Regions from separate parts of the Homo sapiens genome. Here regions 1 and 3 are each linked to region 2. A link is a loop called in an ENCODE intact Hi-C map of the cell type or tissue named here. Cell type or tissue: heart left ventricle. All regions are shown on one strand. Region 1 overlaps GPR3 (G protein-coupled receptor 3). Region 2 overlaps SLC9A1 (solute carrier family 9 member A1). Region 3 has its middle 3.8 kb from the start of GPR3.

Region 1 (2,500 bases), 290 kb after region 2:
TGCCTTCTTCATGGTGTTTGGCATCATGCTGCAGCTCTACGCCCAAATCTGCCGCATCGTCTGCCGCCATGCCCAGCAGATTGCCCTTCAGCGGCACCTGCTGCCTGCCTCCCACTATGTGGCCACCCGCAAGGGCATTGCCACACTGGCCGTGGTGCTTGGAGCCTTTGCCGCCTGCTGGTTGCCCTTCACTGTCTACTGCCTGCTGGGTGATGCCCACTCTCCACCTCTCTACACCTATCTTACCTTGCTCCCTGCCACCTACAACTCCATGATCAACCCTATCATCTACGCCTTCCGCAACCAGGATGTGCAGAAAGTGCTGTGGGCTGTCTGCTGCTGCTGTTCCTCTTCCAAGATCCCCTTCCGATCCCGCTCCCCCAGTGATGTCTAGCTGAGTCTTCATGACCCTTCAACCCTGATTACTACAGAATTCCAGAATGTTAGGCTCTCCAGGGCTTCTTTCCAAACCCCCAGCTCCACACCCCCCAGACCCAGCTGGTTCTGGAGTTCTAGGACATTGGGTGTTTCAAGGTTCTGTTCAGATCCCTATGGGGGCCCAGCTGGCTCCACGGTTCCAGAATGTTCAGGTGGTCAGTGTTCTACTCAGAAATGTCTCACAGCCCAGCTGGGTTGCAATTCCAGAATGCTGGGAGTTTTACAGTGCCATTCCAAGTCCCAGATGTCCCTCTTCCCCCAAACTTGACCTTGACCATGTCACTTTATGTTTGAATTTCTGAGCTAAAGAGTCAGAGAGATTAGTCACATAGTTGCCTAAATAGGAGAGAGAAAGATTATATATGCACATATACAAAGACAGTGTCTATTTATGATTGATTTATTTATTTATAAATTTACTTATGGGTGGTAAGGGGCAAAAAAGAGGCCCACACCTTGATATCCAGGCCATACCAGGGTATCCCTTGTCCCTTCACCCCCATTTCTGACCTCAGTTCCTGGAGGGGGGAAAGGGTGAAAGAGAAACCACGTATTTTGTTATTATTTTGGATTATTTTTTATCGAAGAGATCATAGAAACCAGAGCCTTCTCCCCAGGCCTGCCCTCCTCGGGTTTGGAAGGGGAACACACCAGCCTCTGGTTTTTTATTTTTTTAAGAAGCCATCACCTGAGCAACCAAAAATTCCTCTGCGCTGGGGTCCGACTGCCCTCTGGTGGCCATTTGGGGAAAACTGCAGCCCGGCCAGGCAGCTGGGACCAGAATGCAACCCCAGCTCCACTCCAGCCTGGCGTCCAGGGCCACAGCCATGGCCTGGGGGCCAAGCCTCACCCTGCGGTGCCCTAAAGGAGGGGGGGCACGAGCCAACACCCCACCCCTCTGCCAACCGGGGTATGGCCCCCAGTGCATTCCCTGTTCCCGTCTCCAACCCAACTCAATAAAAAATGATTTTGTCATAAATATGTTTCCCTATGTGTGTGTGGAGGGTATGGAGTGGGGCCTGATGGGGGATGGCCTGGAATGAGAGGGTCAAGCCAGGCCTGGGGGGCCTGTTGGGGGATCTGGGGAGCTGGACAGAGGGTGGAGGGTGGCTGGCAGGTGACTCCTTCTCAGATGTCAGTGCCCCTCTGCTCAGACCTGGGCACTGACTGGCAAGGACCTTACCTCCTCCTGGTGACAGGAACCTGGGTGCTTGGCTCTTCCTGGGTCAAGGATGCTCACATCCTGCCCACACCGGCCACTGTGGGGCTTAGACATGATGAATATGCTCAAAGCATGTCAGTTTCCTTAATAATAATAGGTCCTACTTTTTTTTTTTTTTTTTTTTTTTTTGAGACAGAGTCTCGCTCTGTCCCCCAGGCTGGAGTGCAGTGGCGTGATCTCGGCTCACTGCAAGCTCCACCTCCCGGGTTCACGCCATTCTCCTGCCTCAGCCTCCCGAGTAGCTGGGACTACAGGCGCCCACCATCACGCCCGGCTAATTTTTTTTGTATTTTTAGTAGAGACGGGGTTTCACTGTGTAAGCCAGGATGGTCTCGATCTCCTGACCTCGTGATCCACCCGTCTCAGCCTCCCAAAGTGCTGGGATTACAGGCGTGAGCCAACGCGTCTGGCCAATAATAGGTCCTTCTAATCATGGGTGCCTACTGTGTGTCTGGCACACATGCTACCTCGCTTATGCCTAATAAGCATCCCATGGCACCGGTAGTGTCTTCTCCATTTTACAAACGAGGGAGCTGAGGCTGAGTGAGGGACAGCAGCTGGCCCAAGGCCATACAGCTAAAAAATGGTAGAGCCAGGAACATCTGTTTCCAGAATCTGTGCTGTGTAGTGAGTGATTTCCTTCCTTCCCAAGCCTGGAGCTTAGGACATTCTGGACCCTGATTTTTTTTTTTTTTTTTTTTTGAGACAGAGTCTTGCTCTGTTGCCCAGACTGGAGTGCAATAGCGTGGTCTCGGCTCACTGCAACCTCCGCCTCCTGGGTTCAAGCGATTCTCCTGCCTCAGCTTCCCAAGTAGCTGGGATTACAGGCACCTGCCACCA
Region 2 (2,500 bases):
ACACCCCACCTTTCGTATATGCAGGGCGCTTGCTCCCCCTCCCTTGTGCCTGTGTGGGCACCCGTACTGGCCCCTCAGGAGCTCCTAAGGGCTCATCCCAGGCTCCTGTCACAGCCTCCCTGAATACACCTACACTGCTCAGCCTTAAATCCACCCATTCCTCTGTCCCCTGCCACTGCCCTAACCCAGGCCATGCCCCACAACCCCACGCCAATCCCTTGCTTAGAACTCATGGCTCTCCATGCCCTTACACTGCTAAAAGCCCCTCGAAAGCCAAACCCTGTTCCTAGAATGGGTACATTTCCTTAGAGGCTGTGGCGGAGCTTGGGCGAGTGGGGTGGGATACAGATTCCCAGAGGAAGGCAGAGGCTACCTTCTGCTCCAGCTGCCGGGCCTTCTGCCTCCGGAGCAGCATCTGGTTCCAGGCTTCCTCGTAGGGGTCTGCCACCAGCGTGTGTCTGTTGTAGGACCGCAGCTGTGGGAGGGACAGCGTCAGGGCAGTGCGGGCCCCGGAAGGCTCTGCTCATGGAGGGGTGGGGGCAGTGCTGGAGGCCGGGCCAGTCCTGGGGTGGGTGCCGAGGGGCACGGGCAGGGCAGGGCTGCCGTAGAGAGGGGCTGAAGGGCTCCTGTACCCTGGGGGTCGGGCTGGGGAGCAGGCCCTCACCCGCTGCCTGGTCTTCTGCAAGTTGTTCCTCAGGATTTTGCGGATCTCCTCCTCCTTGTCCTTGGACAGTGCTGGCAGGATGCGCTCGGAAGGCAGGGACTTGGGGTGGATGTTCCTGGGGCAATAGGGCATCGGTTAGGTCCCCAAGATTCTTGGGATCCTGGTGCCTCCCAGGTTTGGCCAGAAGGAAGTCACCCTAGGGATGACCCAGGTGGGCGCCAAAGCCTCAGGTCCTTGGTGCGAGCCCACAGCTCTCTTGTCCGCCCCAACAGGACAACAGAAGACCCCGCCCCCCAGGTGGCCACCTCCAACCGGGCTTGAGGGGCCGGTGTGTGGGAGCAGAAGCTGCCTGGTTGCCCCAGCACTCACTGCATGGAGACGGTGGAGACGGCAGAGGGGATCTTGCCCATGCCCCCGCTCTCCACCAGCTCGATGGCCTGCTTCATCTCCATCTTGTGGTAGAAGGCAATGAGCTGGGGCTCCTTGGAGCGCTCGCCAGCTATCAGACACTTCTTCACATATTTCTTATTAAACCGGTTGAGCCTGGTGGGAGGAGGAGGGAGACGGATGGCGCCAGCTTCCAGGAGTGGGGAGATGCCCAGGCCCAGGAGACCCTTGCCTGCCCCTCCCTGCCTGCCCACCAGGCCTGCCACCTACTTGTCCTTCCAGTGGTGGTGACCGTAGTGGCCACAGATGTCTTCGATGCCTGTCAGAAGGTGGTCCAGGAACTGAAAGGGGCCCAGGGCCAAGTCAAGCCTCGCTGTGGGGCGCCTTCCCTACCAAGACCTCTGACTAGCCCCACTCCCTCCCGTAGCTGCAGCCCTGCTGGGTCCAGCCCTGTGGTTCCATGAGCAGCCAGGAGGTGGCGCCCACACTCCACTCATCGAACCCAGCGGCCCTGACTCTGGGTATCTCGAAGCCTTGCCTGTGTCCGGCTGAGCCCCCTTCTCTAATCCCACCTGGGACCTATGCCTGGGATAGGTTTCAAATGGAGGCAGAGATGGCATGATGCCCCCTCCTCAGGCTCCCAGCTGCTCACACCACACCTTCCTATGGCTAGACCCTGGCGGCCTCCTGGGGCAGAGGGAGCCCCTGGGCACTGGCACAGGGAGAAGGGGCTGATGGGGGGCAGAGACTTGAGGCCCAGCTGCTCCCTATCTCCCTGTTCCTCCTTCTGCAACCAAGGGCCCAGCCCGCACTCCAGTACCTGTGTGTGGATCTCTTCGTTGATGGAGCGCTTCGTCTCTTGCTTTTTCTTCACAGCCAACAGGTCTACCAGGGGCCGAATGGTCATGCCCTGGGGGGCAGGCAGGTGTCAGGCACTCCAGTTCTGCTACCCAGGCAGGGAGGCCACAGAGCCTCCCTCCCTCACCCCAGGCCCCCAAGGCTAGGATGCCCTCTCTGCTCTGCTCTCTCCCAGGACCCAAGGGTGTGAGAACTCTCCCACCTCCCAGCACTTATCTAAAGACAGGTCCTTAAGGCCTGCTTCTTCCTGGAGACACGGTCAGAGGTTTCACTGCCAAATGACCCCCACACTGGTCATCTGGCCTGGGCCAGGCAGCAGACAGCCTGGGTTCAGATGTGGACTGCACCACAGACTTGCTCTGCAACCCCATGGAAGTCAGGCCCCACACACAGGGAAAACTACCTCTGCACTGCCTCCCCACCAGGACTGTGAGGAGGACCGAGTAATAACAGCAGCAGCAGATGGAACTGCACACCTGCCATGTGACCAACACACGTGCTTGGAAGTGTTCTAGCATCAATCAGCTCTCCAATATCCGCAACACTAAGAGGGAGGTCCTTCCATTGTCTCTATTTAACAGATGCAGAAAC
Region 3 (2,500 bases), 290 kb after region 2:
TTTGTGGTAGAGACAGGATTTCATCACGTTGGCCAGGCTGGTCTCGAACGCCTGACCTCAGGTGATCCACCCACCTCGGCCTCCCAAAGTGCAGGAATTATGGGCGTGAGCCACCATGCCCAGCCAGATGTTTATTAAGTAACCTTACTTACTATGCCATGTTGTGACCATCTGTGTACATGTTTGTCCCACTGGTCTGTGAGGCCCCCAAGAGCTCCCTACTTGAATAGATTTTAAGGATCTATTTGTAGATTGTCCATCCCTCCAGATTAAAACTGAAGCTTGGCCTGGCACAGTGGCTCATGCCTGTAATCCCAGCACTTTGGGAGGCCGAGGTGGGCAGGTCACCTAAGGCCAGGAGTTCGAGACCAGCCTGGCCAACATGGTGAAACCCTGTCTTTACTAAAAAATACAAAAATTAGCCAGGCGTGGTGGCATGCATCTGTAGTCCCAGCTACTCGGGAGGCTGAGGCAGGAGAATCGCTTGAACCCGGGAGGCGGAGGTTGCAGTGAGCTGAGATTGCACCACTGCACTCCAGCCTGGGCAACAGAGCAAGACTATGTCTCAAAATAACTAACTAAATAAATTAATTAATAAAACTGAAGCTCATTGAAGATGGCAGGGATTTTTGTTCACTGCTGTATTCTCTGTACCCGGGAAATAGAAGATGCTCAATAAATGTGTCTATTGACTGTTGAAAAGGCAGGAATTTGGCCAGATCATCTTTCTGTCCCTAGCACCCACTGAACAAACCCTAAGCCCAGGGGAACTGCCAGTAAATAATGGCTGAATGAATGGGTCTATGCTAAGAATATGGGCACTGATGATGCCTAGACCCTTGGGTCTTAGACAAGGGACTCAGGTGTGGGGATTATCTATGACTGACACACACACACACACACAAGCACACACGCACGAACACCCCCTCCCCGCCAATTCCTCCCTCCCCAAGGGATTTCTCCAACTGGTGAAGACAGAAGAGGCAAGGATAAAAGTCTCACCTGGAAGTGAGTCCTCACAGCCATCTGGTGGCCACCTGGAGAACTGCAGGTATTGTCAGCCCTAGTCAAACTTTAGCCTCAGCCCCTTCTGGGAAGAAGGTGACATCTAGGCCAGAATGGAAGGCACACTGGACTTGGTGACAGATGGACCTGGCTTCAGATCCCAGCTCTGCCATTTACTATGTGATTTGGGGCAAGTCCCTTGGCTTTCCTGGGCTTCACCCAAGAAATGGAGACATGGTCCCTCACTTTTGCAGGTTGTTGTAAGCCTTGGGCTCTGGCTGGGCACCTGGTAGGTGGGAAGGGTTGGAGGAGGTGTCAAGGAGGTAGGGACAGAGGGCATGAGGAGAATAGGAGAGAAGGAACTATCTCTTCCTTTAGAGAGCAAGTATGCGGGGAATGGAGACCTGATTGGTATGAGCACTTTTGGTGCGTGAGGGAGAGCACATGAGGTTCACGTGAAAACCCATAGCCCCCCTTTAGTCTCTTGGCTCTCCTGGGTTTCTCGGGGTTAGAAATGTCACTGCATGCCGGGTGCGGTGGTTCATACCTGTAATCCCAGCACTTTGGGAGGCTGAGCAGGGTGGATCACCTGAGGTCAGGAGTTCAAGACCATCCTGACCAATATGGTAAAACCCTGTCTCTACTAAAAATACAAAAAAAAAAAAAAAAAAAAAAGCTGGGCATGGTGGCGGGCACCTGTAATCCCAGCTACTTGGGAGGCTGAGGCAGGAGAATCGCTTGAACCCAGGAGGCAGAGGTTTCAGTGAGCCGAGATTGCACCACTGCACTCCAGCCTGGGCAACAAGAATAAAACTGTCTCGGAAAAAAAAAAAAAAGGAAAGAAAAGAAATGTCACTGCACTCTCTTTTCCTCTCTGGCTGCCTTAGGATCAACTTCCCTTGCAAACAACAGGATAACTATCAGGATCAGGAAGTTCATGACCAATACTTCAGTGGAAATGATGGTCTTCCGTGTCCTTCACCCTGGGAAGACAACAATACCTAAGACAGAAAACTAGTCAAAAAGTAGAAGACCACTCTGGATTTCATCTTTGTATTTAGAACCCATTTTGGGCTGGGCACAGTGGCTCATGCCTGTAATCCCAGCACTTTGGGAGGCCAAGGTGGGCAGATCACTTGAACCTACGAGTTCAAGACCAGCCTGGGCAATGTGGCGAAACCCTGTCTCTACAAAAATTACACGCCTTAGCCAGGCGTGGTGACACGTGCTTGTAATCCCAGTTACTGTGGAGGCTGAGATGGGAGGATTGCTTGAGTCCAAGAGGTTGAGGCTACAGTGAGCATTGATTGCACCACTACACTCCAGCCTGGGTGACAGACTGAGATCCTGTCTCAAAAAACAAACAAACGAAAAAAAAAGACAGAACCCATTTTGGTGGTGTTAAGACAACTGGCTTGGTTATGATTTATGATTCCTTGGATTATGCAAAGAAAAATTAATCCAAACACAGACTTGCAAGACATAAAAGAAAAAG

The links. Peaks named below come from ENCODE experiments on the same cell type or tissue, not always from the same donor. Only the 100,000 strongest peaks of a DNase experiment are listed, where the experiment ranks them.
Region 1: it touches region 2 in a loop (5-fold over the local background); 46 of 110 quality-filtered maps call a loop at or near these places.
Region 3: a loop joins it to region 2, with 6 times the contacts of the local background. A loop is called at or near these places in 46 of 110 quality-filtered maps.

The regions. Positions count from the first base shown.
Region 1 is chr1:27,394,398-27,396,897 of GRCh38, forward strand. It overlaps GPR3 (G protein-coupled receptor 3), which reads left to right. Exons shown (of 2, transcript NM_005281.4): 2 at 1-1,417. The coding sequence ends at 394. Among named protein-coding and RNA genes, the nearest start is that of GPR3, 3.0 kb to the left of the region's middle. RefSeq lists an enhancer at 1-613. In heart left ventricle, a CTCF peak has its summit at 1,172 (motif pointing left); a DNase peak (open chromatin) is centred at 1,184; H3K27ac peaks cover 191 bases.
Region 2 is chr1:27,101,352-27,103,851 of GRCh38, forward strand. SLC9A1 (solute carrier family 9 member A1) reads right to left here. Exons shown (of 12, transcript NM_003047.5): 6 at 1,872-1,961; 7 at 1,322-1,392; 8 at 1,034-1,207; 9 at 665-779; 10 at 374-475. Among named protein-coding and RNA genes, the nearest start is that of SLC9A1, 53 kb to the right of the region's middle. RefSeq lists enhancers at 472-1,330, 1,331-2,189. In heart left ventricle, a CTCF peak has its summit at 1,527 (motif pointing right); a DNase peak (open chromatin) is centred at 1,520.
Region 3 is chr1:27,387,559-27,390,058 of GRCh38, forward strand. No RefSeq gene overlaps it. Among named protein-coding and RNA genes, the nearest start is that of GPR3, 3.8 kb to the right of the region's middle. In heart left ventricle, a CTCF peak has its summit at 1,039 (motif pointing left); a DNase peak (open chromatin) is centred at 1,034; H3K27ac peaks cover 892 bases.